Regions from separate parts of the Homo sapiens genome. Here region 2 is linked to region 1. The links are chromatin contacts, found by Hi-C or POLR2A ChIA-PET in ENCODE. All regions are on one chromosome and are shown on one strand. The core of a region is the stretch at or near the end of the contact, and the rest is flanking DNA. Distances in the headings are between cores, read along the strand shown. Region 1 overlaps LOC105377161 (a long non-coding RNA gene). Region 2 overlaps LOC105377161 (a long non-coding RNA gene).

The links. A loop is a pair of places that touch in the nucleus more often than their neighbours do. ChIA-PET counts read pairs that join two places held with the same protein, here RNA polymerase II (POLR2A). Pooled maps may share reads with other maps.
Region 2: a map with no recorded cell type shows a loop between it and region 1 (2.2-fold over the local background). The contact joins two enhancer-like sites. A Hi-C loop is called at or near these places in 1 of 168 maps with a recorded cell type or tissue (posterior vena cava), 2 of 37 single-sample maps with no recorded cell type and 3 of 50 pooled maps. POLR2A ChIA-PET finds 5 or more read pairs at or near these places in 1 of 52 experiments (HCT116).

Annotation. Positions count from the first base shown.
Region 1 is chr3:72,676,391-72,683,813 of GRCh38, reverse strand. All of the region lies in intron 5 of LOC105377161 (a long non-coding RNA gene), which reads left to right. Among named protein-coding and RNA genes, the nearest start is that of SHQ1, 170 kb to the left of the region's middle. Within about 2 kb of position 4,778, at least 2 of the 41 ENCODE cell types and tissues checked have a DNase peak (open chromatin) inside an H3K27ac peak, as active enhancers do.
Region 2 is chr3:72,625,468-72,632,890 of GRCh38, reverse strand. The region is part of intron 8 of LOC105377161 (a long non-coding RNA gene); the gene reads left to right. Among named protein-coding and RNA genes, the nearest start is that of RYBP, 180 kb to the right of the region's middle. Within about 2 kb of position 3,495, at least 4 of the 41 ENCODE cell types and tissues checked have a DNase peak (open chromatin) inside an H3K27ac peak, as active enhancers do.

The DNA.
Region 1 (7,423 bases), core at 3,529-6,028:
CATGTACCTGTGGCTTAAAACAAAGAAGAAAAAATACTGTACACAGGCTCCTGGAACCCATTTGCCTGCATGTGCAGTGTCAGAAATGCCTGGGATTTACATTTCTACCAGGGCAGCCTTTACCCATAACTGTCTGATGCAGAAGTCTGAAAGCCTAGCACCTTTGCTTTGAATTGGGACAACCTCTGAGGCATACTTTACACTCCAGAGCTTGCTGAAGGATCAGGCTGAGGCCTGGACTTTGCTTGAAATCAACCTTTGACTGGAGTCTTCCCTTCCCTGTCCTGCTCCCCCCACCCCCACCCCCTGCCAGACACCCCTGGGAGCACTTCCTTAATCAATCGCTTGCACACAAATCGTTAGCTTCTTCTGGGGGACCTGTCGTATCACCAGGGCTTACACATCACAGCTGCTCTGTAAATATTTGTTGCCTGAGTGAATGAATACATGAATGGATGAACAAGCTGGGGAAATCACAGGCAGGTGGAATCTGAACAGGTTATTATACTAATTACAGGCTGTCTACTTTTTTTCCCTTTGCCTCTGTGAAACAGGTTGGCCCTTTGGGGAATTTCCCCAAAGCTTTTGAAGCAGACAAGGTGTCTTCTCGCTAGACTCATATGCTTCCTAATTGGGCAGGCCATTAGAAAATGAGTTCATCTCCCCAGGGAAGGAGGAGGGGACTTATCACTCAGGACAAGGGCCCTGGGGTGGGGACAAAACTGCCTGAACATCTGCAATGTCTATTGTTACTTGAGCAGCTGGAGGGAATGACCATTCTGGAATAAATCAACTAAACCTTTGACCTGAACTCCAGTTTAATTCACTCTTCCCCTCCATTAGCTAGTGTGAGGGATGGTGGGGGGGCAGAAGGGGAGGGATAACATATTTTATTTTTATGGCATTTTTATTCCAAATGACCTGTTGGGTCAAACCCACTCTCCTTTCATGAATTATGCATTAAAGGAGCCCTTTTGCTTTCCTAATGGCTTTAGTTGAGTTCACCTCCCAGAAAGATAAAACAAAAAATCAAGAATTTCAGTTAAAAAGTTCACCTCTTGCCATATCAATTGACATGGTTTTAATTGGGTCATTCCATAAAGAGTCTCTGTTGATACAATTTTCAAGCTTCCTAGGGTCTTAGAAATCATCCAACTCTATCCTTGTATTTCAGGAGGGAGGATAAAGAACCTGGAGATGAGAAATGACATGCCCAAGTTCACACAGCTACTGAGTGTCAACAGCTATTAAGAGAAAGGGATGGGAATATTCCACTCACTTTATTTCCAGTCCAGTGTTCTTTTGTGCAAGGAAACCTAGAGAGGTAATATAGTTGCCATGGCTGCAGAACAAATTGTTCCAAAACCTAGTGGCATAAAACAATCACTCGTGGATTCGGTGGATTGGGAATTCGATAGGGCAAATGCTTCTCCATGCTTCTTGGTGTCTGCGGACTGAGCTGAAAGGGACAAAGGCTTGGGGCTGGGTTCATCTGAAGACCTGTTCATTCACGTGAATGCTGTCTGTTGACTGAGGCTTTAGCTGGAGTCATTGGCTAGAACCTCTATATGTGGCCTCTCCATGTGGTCTGGGCTTCCTCACAACATGGTGACTGGATCCCAAAGGAGAGAGTCCTGAGAAAAAGAGAGAGAGAGAGAGAAATAAAGATTGGTGGAAACTTTTATTGACTTAAAGTCACTCAGTGTCACTTCCACAACATTCTATTGGTCATAGCAGTCCAACCGGTTTCAAGGACAGGGAACGCAGATCCTGTATCTCAATGGAATAGTGTTAGTCACATTGAAAGAGAGCATATTGAAGCCATCTTTGGAAAATACAATCTGCCACAAGAGAGTTAGGGCTAGTACCCATTAAGTTTGGCTGAACTGTTAATTTAGTATCTGTCTTTCCTATTGGATTATAATTTCCTAAAAGGCAAGGCGTGTGTCTGTCTTGTTTGCTGGCAAACCTGTGTCCAGCACAGGTGCCGCTGACTCAGAGTAAGAAATTAATATATTTTTGTTTGGAAAGTAAGTATCAAAAAGAAAGTCTTCATTGGCTAAAAATATACTCAAAGATTTTCCTCTCCTCTTCTCAGTAAACTTTCCCATTCATCAAGAACTTGACAGCCGGGTGCGGTGGCTCATGCATCTAATCCCAGCACTTTGGGAGGCCGAGGAGGGTGGATCATTTGAGGTCAGGAGTTTGAGACCCGCCTAGCCAACATGGTGAAACCCTGTCTCTACTAAAAATACAAAAATTACCGAGGTGTGGTGGTGGGCGCCTGTAGTACCAGTTACTAAGGCGGCTGAGGCAGGAGAATTGCTTGAACCCAGGAGGCAGAGGTTACAGTGAGCCAAGATCATGCCACTGCACTCCAGCCTGGGTGGCAGAACGAGGCTCCATCTCAAAAAAAAAAAAAAAAAAAGAAAAGAAAAGAAAAGAACTTGAACACCAGTACCATCTTCCCTAGAGAGTTGATTGATTGGGAGAGATACTTAGCTTAGTCTTAGTCAGAGACGTTGTCCTGGGGGGTGTTATATGTAAGAGGAGCCCTGGAGGATGAGAAGGGGAAGCCAAATGAAGAGGCAGGAGGAAGAGCACCCCAAACAGAGGTAATAGCCTGTGCAAAGGTGGGAGTCAAGCCGTTCAGCATGGTGGGCACAGAGTTTGAGAGATTTGAGAGATGAGTAGCAAAAAGTCAGTAGGCTGGAGGGGCAGGCAGGACCTGGGTTATAAGGAGGACTTAAATGTCACCTGGAGGAGTTTGACTCATCCCTCAGAGTGGTGGGAAGCCACTAAGGAAGTGGCACCATCACATTTATGTTGGAAGGATCTGACTGCAGGGTGGGTGGTAGGATGTGGGGTGAGGAGGTGGACATCGTGGGAAGTGGGAGGCAGGTTGGGACATTGCTGGCAGAGATCATGATGCCAGAGCCGCATTAGAGGGCCGTGGGGCTGGCAGGAAGTGGGGGGATATTTCCAAGGAGGATTTAGTGACTAGTGACTAAATGGTGTAGGGCTGAGGCGGGGGCTGGGCCTGTCTGTCCTCAGTCTCTGGTTCAGGTAAGCACGTGGACAGTGGTCCTAGGCATCCAGCAGGGAACTCTGGAGGAGATGCAAGCTTTGAAACGGGGCTGAGGAGGAGTTCAGTGCTTTGGACACGTTTAGTTCCAGATGCCAGAGAGACATCCAAGAGTGAAGGTTCTAGTAGGCATTTGGATTCAGGAGACCAAAACTCACAGAGTAGTCCTGGCTATAAATTTGGACTGGGACCCAATACAGAGATGGAAACTGAAGGCACAGGAGTAAATGTACTCACAGTGGGAGGATGGGAAGAATGGGAGCAGAGCCATGGGTAAAGCATGTTTCCAGAAGGTTCTCCTGAGAGACCCAGGAAGGAAAGGAGCAAAATTCCATAGGATCCACAAGAGAGGAGTCATTGGCAATTTTCATAAGGACAGTTCCCCTTGTGATATATGGGAAGAAGGCAGATGGCAGAGTTGAAGAATAAGAAGGAGGTGAGAGAGTGATGAATGAATGAATAGCATTCCAGCAAAGTCTTCACATGCCTCCTCTAGGTCTGCTAATTCTGGAGATTCAGAATGGATTTGCCAAGAAAACTCCCAACGACCAGCCAGGAGAGGAATCTTTTCCACCAAGCTCTCTCTGTTTCAGAAAATAACCAATGTGTGTGTTGACCTCAGCATCCCTCCCTAGCAACCAGCATCTGTGTTTAAATTCGTGGGGGAGGGGTGCTATTATCTTGTGGCTATCCACACAGCTTCTGTGGTTACATCTGTTGTTTTTGTCTGTACAATAGCCATTTGTCATCATTTGGCTATTAACACCTCGATCTGGCTGGGACTCACTCCTTATCCCTGGCTCTGGGGATGGCACGTGTCCCAACCGTGGCCAATAAGACTCAGGCCTGAGATTTTTTGGAAACTATTGAGAAAGAGAAGCACCCCTTAGGCAGGGATGGCTGCCACCACCCCTATTAGGACTGGAGACATCCTGCCAGCAGAGACAGAAACAGATCCAAGAGACAGAGGGAGAAAAACAGTCTTGATAGCACTTCATGAGCTCCTGGATCCAGCCATGCCTGATACCATTTAATCCTTGGGCTTTTCAATTACATGAGTCAGTAAATTATCTATGTTTGCCTGTCAGAAAGGGTTTTGTGAGTTCTAGCACTGAACGAATGGTCCCAGCAGGAACAAACTGCCTAGGGATGGGGGCATAGGAGTGGAGTTGGTGGAGGAGGTTTACTTGATTTCCCCTCAGACATTTCACCAGGCATCTCATCCCCCAAGTTGCTACCTTAGCAATTCTCCCTCCTTTTTGCAGTCATCCTTCCTATTGTTTTTGCTTGTATTCCTATCTTTTTGTAAACTCCTCCTTGCTTAAAAAGCAGCATCTGAGATGCTGGCCTGAGGCCGTCTGCCCTTCCCAAGAGAATACACATGCTTGCTATTCTTTACAGTAAAACCAAGGTCCACATTGTGTTTCCCCAGGGCTCCCAGAACCTGAGTTGAGAGGTGGGGATTTTGCAGGGACTCCATCAGTGTGCAGCATCTGTACCTGCCTCCAGCGACTGCTGACACGAGCGGCCACATCTCCACACTTTCGCCCCACTACCTTATGTGTGCCACAACCCCTCCAACAATGCAAACTCTTGTTCATTTGCTCAGAACATGAATGAATCATGCCAGGGAAACTCCTGGCCACTGGACCACATTTTGCTGTGTTAGCAATAAACATCCCTTCATATTGTCATCATAGCCACAGGGGAAGACAGAGGTCTCCTGGCAGAGGAAGGGCGTGACACATTCCGCACTCTTTCTACTCCCTCCCTATGTCAGCCCTGATCTTTGTTTCCTTCTTTTTGCTTCAGAGCAAGCCTCCTTCTAAGGCCTTTAATTCCATGGATCATATTTTCTGTCTAGCTTCCATTTAATGGCCTGTCATGGGCCCATACCATGCCAGCTCCTGGGCGTAGTGGGGTTTGTGTATTTCAGTGTGGGCTTGCAGAATGACCCTGCATTATTTACTTTCCATCCTCATTGAGAATTATCAGGCTTAGGTGGGTTCCTCCCACCCTTCTTGAACTCTTCTTCCTATCCTCCATCCACCCTCTTCCCTCTATTTTATTCTTCCTGTCTGTCTTTCCTTCTCTCTTTCCTTCCTTTATTTTTTCCGTTTCTGTCGCTTCCTGTCTCCCCCCATGCCCTGGACTTTGGTCCTGTGGTTCCAGTAAAAGGAAAACATAGGGAATAATACGAAAAGCAGCCAGGCTTAGCCAATAAATCCTCTAATGCTTGTAATGGTTTTATTTTCTTCATGTTCATTCTAGTTTAAGAGGTCAATCAACATCTTTGAAATGCTTGTGGTTTACTACATGGAATCTTTAATTGAGGCACAGAAAACTCCTCTCTCCCTCTCTCCGTCTTCCTTCCCTCTCTCTCTTCCTTTCATTTGTTTAATAAATGTTTTTTGAGGGTTTTTTCTGGGGCAGGCCCTGGGCTAACTGCTAGGAATGGTGACTAGAAACATGGGTATGATCCTTGCTCTGATGATCTTACATCTATTGGGAGACACATGTTTTCACCAGATAATTCCACGTAAATGTATTCTCATAACCTCAGCAAATGCTTTGAGTTTCCACGATGGTCTACAGAGACACTGACCCCGACTATGGAGGTGTGGAGGGTTCCTCAAGGAGCTGATTTGAAGGATGAGTTTGCTTTTCTTTTTTTTGAGGGGTGAGGCGGGATGAAATCTCGTTCTGTCCCCCAGGTTGGAGTGCAGTGGCGTGTTCTCGTCTCACTGCAACCTTCGCCTCTCGGGTTCAAGCGATTCTCCCACCTCAGTCTCCCAAGTAGCTGAGACTACAGGCACCTTCCACCATGCATGGCTGATTTGTGTATTTTTAGAAGAAATGGGGTTTGACTATATTGGCCAGGCTGGTCTTGAACTCTTGACCTCAAGTGATCTGCCTGCCTCAGCCTCCTAATGTGTTAGGATTACAGGCATGAGCCACTGCCCCTGGCTTGAAGGGTGAGTTTTCTAGGTGAAGATCAGAGGAAAGAGCATTCCAAGCAGAAGGAACAGAATATGCAAAGGTCCTGGGGTGAGAGGAAGCAAAGCACCTTCATGGAATGTAAGAACAGTGTTACTGGGACAGAGAATGGAGAAGAAGAGGCCAGCGGGTGAACGGGGGCCAGATGTTCAGGACCTTTACCCTAGGTAAGAGTTTGGGTCTTCACTCCAAAAGCAAAGGAATGCCATGGCAGAGTTTCACCTGCCAGTGGAGGTGAGTGGGGATAATCAGTGCTGCATTCCTAAGCTCCAGCCTGGCTCTTGCTGCAATCTGGGTCGGGACGGGAGGCTCCTTGGGTGACCTGGGTGTGCTGGGTCAGATGTGGCATTGGTGCCAGGGTCTGGATTGAGGGTGCCAGGTTATTGTTCTGGCTTTTGGAAAGGGAGATAATCCTGCCTATAAACTTCCTGCGTGGGTTAGAGGATCCTATGAGATTAGCAGGTGGAAGAAGCATCACTGAGTACTGATGAGACCTTTGAACTGGAGACAGACATATTTGACTTTGTTAGGAGATCTTGGGCGGGTTTGCAGTTTCTCTAATCTCAATTACCTTTTCTATAAAATGGGGATATTAACACTAATGAATCTGGGTTATTTCTCTCTGCTGGTCATCCCTTTTTCAATTAGGATATGACCATCCCATGTGTGTCTGGTGGGACTGGCAACCCCTGTTCCCCCAATCCCTATTGGGTGAAGGGAGTGAGCATGTGATCTAGTCCCAGAAAATCATTGTGCCCCATGTCCCTGTCCACAGAAACTGATTTAAGGGAGTGGCCTAATCAGAGTCCCTCCATGAGATATGACATGGGGCTGTTGGAAGACAGCGTATCTTGCTTTTATATTATGAGTTGTAAGAGCACAGACTTGAGCTACTGGTATCCAATTTTCCTGGAAATAAAAAAAAAGAAAGAAACAGGGAGATTGGTGGGGATGGGGGAGGAGAGGGAGACAGAGAGGGAGAGAGAATCCCGTTTGAGAAACTTTGTTTGAGACCCTGGATTTAGTGGTTCCTGAAGCCAAGAATACTCCCTTGAATCTCTCAGTTAAGGAACCCATAAATGCCCATTTTGGCATAAGCCAGTTTGAGTTGGGGTTTGTCACCCACAACAGATGTGCTCTGCCTGATGCATCAAGTCATTGGGTTAATGGCAGTAAAGCACTGAAAGTCAGTATGAAATCTAGGCATGCAGAGTGCTCAGTAGTCACTATTGTTACTGTATTGGTGATAATTCATAGCTATAGAATGCATCGCTAAAGTATGGGCTGCTTCTCATCCCTGGGGTGTGGCCTCATGTTGCCCCACAAAAGGCTGTTAGCCAC
Region 2 (7,423 bases), core at 2,246-4,745, 50 kb after region 1:
TGCAGCCTTGACCTCCCTGGGCTCAGGTGATCCTCCCATCTCAGCCTCCTGAGTAGCTGGGACCACAGGCATGGTGCCACCACACCTGGCTAATTTTGAATTTTTTGATAGAGATGGGGTTTGCCATGTTGCCCAGGCTGGTCTCAAACTCCTGGGCTCAAGCAATCTTCCTGCCTTGGCTTCCCAGAGTTCTGGGATTACAGACATGAGCCACTGTGCCCGACTGTGATTAGATTTAGATGAGGTCATGAGAGTGGGGTCCCCCTGATGCAATGAGTGTCCTTTTACGAATAGGAAAAGGGAGCAGAGTTCTTTCCCTTTCTCTCCACCATGTGAGCACACAGTGAGAAGGTGGCTATCTGCAGGTTAGGAAGAGACCTCTCACCAGGGAACCAAATGGGCCAGCGCCCTGGTCTTGGACTTCACAGCCTTAAGAACTGTGAGAAATAAATATCTATTGCCTAAGCCACCTAGTCTATGGTATTTTGTTACAGCAGCCCGAGCTGACTAAGACGATGTAAATATTTCATGTGCATAAGAACAATGTGAACTCTTCTGCCCTAAGTGCTCACTGTGGGCCAGGTGCTGGGCTAAGCACTTTACATGAATGACCTCATTCAACGACCACAGTAACATGTATGACTACTTGTATTAGGAATTGCCTTTAGTTTTTAGAAAGAAACCAGGAATAACAATGATTCAAAAGATAATTTTTCTCACACACACAAAAAGCCGGGAGCTTGGTAGCCATGGGCTTAATAGTAGCTCTGTGGTCATCACAGTCTTGTGCTCTTTTTGTTTTATAGTGCAGGTGTTCCATCTTCAAGGTTACCTCATGCTCCAATGTGGCTGCTGTAGCTCCAGCCATTATGTCTACATTTCTGACTATGAAGGAAGGGAGGAAGGCCAAAAAAATTGTTTTAAGTGCCAGCTTAACAAATCCCACCTTATGACACTTTCTCAGAAATCCCACCCAACAACTCTGCTTATATCTCATGGGCCAGAGATTGCTCTCATGGCCATACCTAGCCATGAGGTGGGCTGGTCAAGGTAGTCTCTTGGCCAGGCTCACTGCAGTGCTTAGTAATGCCAAGGTTCTGTTCCTTAAAAAAAAAAGGGAAATTAAGATGAGGCAGGTGGTTTCTGCCATAGGACTGCTGTTGTCCTCGTTTTACCAATGAGCAACATGAGGCTCTGAGAGTCAGGTGTCTTGCCCGAGACTGTATCAATAGTAAGATGGAGGCTGCATTTGGATGGATGTCTGCCCGACTCCAGTCTTTATTCACTATTGATAAAGTTTGCCTAAGAAGAAAGGCAGGAAGCAAAGTAGGCAGCCACATGCAAGCTCACATGTTTCCAATGCTGCTTGACGGGCACCCACTGAATGGGCCAGAGTTTTAATCCATCTGGCTTATGTGCAAAACTGACTCACAGAAGGCTTTCCAGAGGGTACTCTCACATAGATGGAGGACTCTCTTAACACGCTGGCTTGTCTCTCGTTCCCGGTAGACTGTAGGCGTTGAGTGGGCTGTCATGGGCACCGTTGTATGCCCAGTAGCCAGCACGGGGCCTCGCACGTCACAGGGACTCAATAAGTGTTTGCTGAATCCATGAAGGGAGTGAATGAGTGAGTGAACTAATGAACTTGGATATGGATGACAGTCATGAAAGCCAGCCAACTTATTTTTCTTGGATGGCATTTACCACCAGCTGACCAATTGTGTTGAAACCATCCCTGAAGAGGTAAAATTTCACCGAGAAAACCACCCATTGTCAACCACGAGTCCCAGGAGTCTCTCTCTGTGAAAAATAGCATGTGTGGCCCCCCATGAAACCTTTTTTTTTTTTCCTGGTAGATTTTCTGAATATCCTTTTTTTCTGACTGGCCTATAAAATGCATTGAGAAATTATGCTAATGCTAGTATCTCTCCAACCAAGTCCTACTGAGGATTGAATCTATTTTTCAAAGACAAAACTGAGTTTTAATTTAGTGCCCCCTTGACATTTTCCCTTTCAAGCACATGAAGGATGCTTCTGCAGAGGGAGAGGTCTTGGGAAATCTTTCACGGATGGCTACGCTTCACGCCTGGGTGGAGTAACCCTCAGCACGCCAGCTTTCAATTAGAAGTAAATAAATGGAGACAGCTTTGCGGTGTGCCCGATACTCTGAAAGATCAACCCCCGGCCTCGGGGCTGCCTTTCTCCCACTGCAGCTAAAAATGTTCATTTACATTTTTTTGGTGTTTTCTGAGCAGCTTTAATGTGCCAGGTTTAACCTTTAAGGCCCTCTCCCCTTCTTCCTTCTGCTTCTCCCCCAACCCCTGGCTTTGAGGATGCCACAAGCCTTGAAGCACTTGCAGGAAACAGCTGCACACAAGTGGATTTCCAACTGAATTCTTTAGATGGAAGTTTGGCTCTTGTAGGATCATGTAAAGGAGTCTTTCATTTCCCCTCTGTGATTGTCATTCTGTTTGGAATAAGGGCAGCTGGGGATGCCTCTCCTTTGCCCATTACATCCTAAGGCAGAGGTGGATTTGGGGGCCTTGGGTTAGGATTGGGGATAGGGGATGTCTGGGGAGGGACTCCTTGCTGTGCCATTCCTCCACATTTGGAGACCGGAGGGGAAGACCTTGGTGTCATTTTGAGATTCTTCTATTAGGGAACTATATCCATTAGTTATTGCTGCAAAGCAAATGACTCCAAAACTTGATAGCTTAAAACATCATTTACTCACCTTTAGCTCACAATTGTGTAGGTCAGCAATTTGGCCAGCCTCAGCCAGGCAGTCCTTTGGGTCTGTACTGGGCTGGTCTGGTCTCAGATGGGCATGATCAGCTGCCAGGTTGGCTTGCGACGGTCTCAGCTGAGATGACTGGGGCTGTCGCCATCCAGCAGGCCATCCTGCTCTCGCACAATGAGAGCTGGGCTGAGATGACTGAGGTTGTCACCGTCCAGCAGGCCAACCTGGGCTTGCTCACTTGGTGGTGGAAGGGTTCCAAGAGCAAGCACAGAAGAGCATGAAGTCTCTTGAGGCGTCAACTGAGAACTGGCGCCATGTCACTTTTGCTGCATTCTGTCAAAGCAAGTCACAAGGCCCACCCCAGTTCTGGGAGTAGAGAAAATAGCTCTGCCTCTTGATGGGAGAAGCTGCAATGCATTTTGGCAATTTTTGCAATCAACAACAAGGAGTGATTTTCCAGATCTGCTTCTCAAGGCCTAGGGCTTCCATGGAAAAGCCACAGGGGCCACTGTAGGTTCAAGATTAAAGTTTGGGCTATCCTCTCGCACCTTTAACCCGAGGAACTCACTTTTATCTGCAGAATATATTGGACTTCCAAGTAAGATCTCACTTGAACAAAGGTTGCCATGGTTAAAAGACATTGAATACCAATTAGTTAGAAGTAATTGTCAGGCTCTCCCTACCTGCTTCTGACCTCTGTGACTCATAGAATTGCACTTCCTGTTTTCTGATAAAAGAGAACTAGTGCCAAGAAGTAGGAAGATTCTGGCCTTGCTCATTCACTCATCAGTCTCTGTATCTCCAATCCTCATACAATCTCAGTGTTCTAGGCTGCAAAAAGAAGTGGAAGACAGTAATGCATAGAAGAGTTCAAACTAAAGCCAGGCTTTCAGGGTTCAGATCTCAACTTCCTCCGTTGCAGTGTGGTCATAGGAAGGTTACTTAACCTCTCTAAGCCACAGCTTCTGCATCTATAAAATGGGGTGAGAATATCTATTGCATGGATTAAAAAAAGATAATTTGTACAGCATAAAAATTACTCAAATCATGTTTACTATTTTTATGATGTAGTCTTCAAGTTCCCTTAACATTCTAACAGATTATATTCCCTATGAAATTATGGTGGGCAGTGCCAATTTCCAGTTGCTAGGTGTTCTGGTTTGGGATTTTTTTTAGGAAGGCATTCAGCAAAACAAGCCTCTGCTCACTGGCCTGCCACCAAATGGTAAAATTCAGCTGTTTGAGATTCATACCTTTGGCTGAGTACATTAAGGTGTTCTTATTCGTTAATACGTAGTTTGATTAGATCATTTTCTCCATGAATATTAAGCTGAACCCTAGGCAATGAGCAATGTGAACTTTGATGGAATGTTTTTCAGAGGAAGGGAAGATGATGTATGGGTGAACAGGAGAGAAGATAAGTTTGGGCTGGCCATAGCAGAGTTAGCGGGTGGGGAGCAAGGAGGTTGGTGCCTGAATGAAGGAGGGGACCCCTTACGCTTCCAGGAGAAGTGCCAAGAGGCACTTGGCATACTTTCCTGCTGTGCCTGGAGCTGAGAGTCTTCGTACCTGGTGCACAAGAAAGGAAAATGTATCCTCCAGCTTTGCCCATCATGATTCTGAAATGCTTTCAGGCACCCCAGGCTGTGCGGGAATATTTAAAGCCACCATGATTACCATTTGCCATCTGACAGGAAGCAACTCTGTGCCCCTGTATGAGAGAAGAGCAGTTATTTTCTAAGGTCCCCTGGGGCACGTTTTGGTGTCTCGGGGAGGAGAATCTGCACCCTCACCCCGCCTTCCTTTGGCAATGAGCAGGTCATCCATCAAGTTGGTCCTGCCCAACAGGATCTTCCAGATCTCTCAGCAGAGGCCTCCACTCCACTAGGTCTAGGCAAACAGGCTCCAGCTTGCTAAGGCCGCGGGCCTGATGGGAAGGGCAGGGCCAAATGGCCCCAGCCTGACTTTTCAGATGCTGCACGCAGACTGGGGTGCACTGAGGAGCAGTGCCTCATCTTGGGATGACAAGATGTGGCCAGGGGGTGTGTGCCTGGATTCCACAGGCATCAGCAAACACCTGGCTTCCTTTGGTATCAGGCAGAGGTGCATCTGGCTCTCAGCCAGCTGTCTATGTGGAAATATTCCACCCCTCTTTTAAAATTGCATTTTCATATCAAAGACAAGCTAGGGAACCAAGAGGCCCTTATTGGAGGGGAGCATTGTTTTTCAGGATTTGCCTTAGCATTTTTTTTACCTAGCAAATTCTCCTAAAATATTTTAGAGTTGTACTTTTTTGGTTTTGTTTTTTGGAATGTCTATCATTTTTATCAAACAAGTCATCTGTGGGTGCTCACTATGGAGAAATCTGAGGAAGAACAGATAAGTAAAAGTTTTGTTTACAGTGAAAAATTGCTTATAAATAATTTTTATTAAATTATCTATTTTTGTTTTTTCATCATTTTCTGTTGAGAGCATATCCTATCATTTGTTTACAGAATTCCCTGTGTTTAGGAATTTAGGGGTCTTTACAGGCTCCCTGCCCCTGCAAAAATCCCCGTGAGATGAAGCCCCAGTTGCTGGCAGTGGTAGTGGGGTGGTAACTCACTCTTCTCACTCTTTATTAACTGCCTGCTCTTGCCTGTCTCATTTCTCCACTTCCTTACTCATTTCTGTTTCACCTCCCAAATAAACCACCTGCACTGAGATCCTGGTCTCAAGGGCTGCTTCTCAGGAAACCCAAACCAATGCAGCTATCTACTGTTTTTGAGTATACAGTCACGTGCCACACAACGACTTTTCAGTCAATGATAGACTGCATATACGATGGTGGTCTCCTAAGATTATAATAGAGCTGAAAAATTTCTATCACCTAGTGACATCTTGATGGTCCTGACCCTGTGCAGGCCTAGGCTAACATGTATGTTTGTGTCTTTGTTTTTTTGTCTGTTTGGTTGGTTTTAGTTTTTTGTTTGTTTGTCTTTTTGAGACAAGGTCTTGCTCTGTCACCCAGGGTAGAGGGCAGGGCAGCAATCATGGCCCACTGCAGCCTCAGACTTCTGGCCCCAAGTGATCCTCCCACCTCAGTCTTCCCAGTATCTAGAATGACATACTGGAGCCACCATGCCCAGCTAATTTTTATTTTTTTTTTTATAGAGACCAAGGTCTCACTATATTGTACAAGTTGGTTTCAAACTCCTGGCTGCAAGCGATCCTCTCACCTTGGCTTCTCAAAATGCTGGGATTACAGGCATGAGCCACCATGCCTGGCTCTTTTTCCTTTTGCAGGGAGTGGGGTCTTGCTATGTTGCCCAGGCTCATCTTGAACTCCTGGCCTCAAGTGATCCTCCTACCTCACCCTCTCAAAAACTGTTTAAAGAGTTTAAAAAAAAATAATTTTTAAATAGAAAAAGGCTTATAGAATAAGAATACAAAGAAAGAAAATATTTTTGTACAGTTGAAAAATGTGTTTGTGTTTGTGTTTTGTTTTTTGAGACAGAGTCTCACTCTGTCACCCAGGCTGGAGTGTAGTGGCACAATCTCTGCTCACTGTAGCCTCTGCCTCCACCTCCTGGGTTCAAGCAATTCTCGTGCCTCAGCCTCCCAAGTAGCTGGGACTACAGGTGTGCGCCAACACACCCAGCTAATTTTTGTATTTTTTAATAGAGACGAGGTTTTGCCATGTTGGCCAGGCTGGTCTTGAACTCCTGGGCTCAAGTGATTGCCCGCCTCAGCCTCCCAAAGTGCTGGGATTACAGGCGTGAGCCACCACGCCCGGCCTGTGTTTGTGTTTGAAGTCTTATTATAAAAGAGTCAAAAAGCTTTAAAAAAATTAGAAAGTTTATGACATTAAAAAGTTACAGTAAGCTAAGGTTAATTATTGAAGAAAGAAAAGTGTATTTTAAAATAAATTTGGTATAGCCTAAGTGTACAGTGTCTATAAAGTCTACTGTAGGGTACAGTAATGTCGTAGGCCCTCGCATTCACTCACCACTCACTCAATGACTCACCCAGAGCAACCTCCAGTCCTGCAAGCTCCGTTCATGGTAAGTCCCCTATACAGGTGTATCATTTCTTATCTTTTACACAGTGTCTTTACCGTACCTTTTCTGTGTTTAGATGCACAAATACTTACCACAGTATTACAATTGCCTGCAGCGTTCAGGACAGTTACGTGCTGTACAGGTTGGTAGCCTAGGAGCAACAGGCTACACCATCTAGCCTAGGTGTGTAGGAGGCTCTCCCACCTAGGTTTGTGTAAGTGCACTCTGAAATGCTTGCACAATGATGAAATTGCCCAATGATGCATTTCTCAGAGCATAGCCTTTTCACGAAGCGATGCATGACTGTACACCATGTCTCCCTTGACCAGCATTGGATTCGCATACAGCTTTTCAGGAGTGCTCTTGCCTAATGTGGATTACTCAGAGGTCGGGGCTTTCCTGATTCACTTAGGCTACGTTTCAGTGCACCACCCGGGTTTGGCAACTTAACCTTCGGCCTCCAAGTTTCTCATCCTATGCTAGACTTTCGCCAAGGCCTCCTTGTTACTAATGGCCAGTGCTTGGCCATCAGTAATGACCAACCTCCTGTAACCTACTGCCAGTACTAATGGCCAACCCTAACCCTAACCCTCCTTTTCCTCCTTGTCACTTTGCCCCTGAGTTAATCGTCTCCTACAATTCT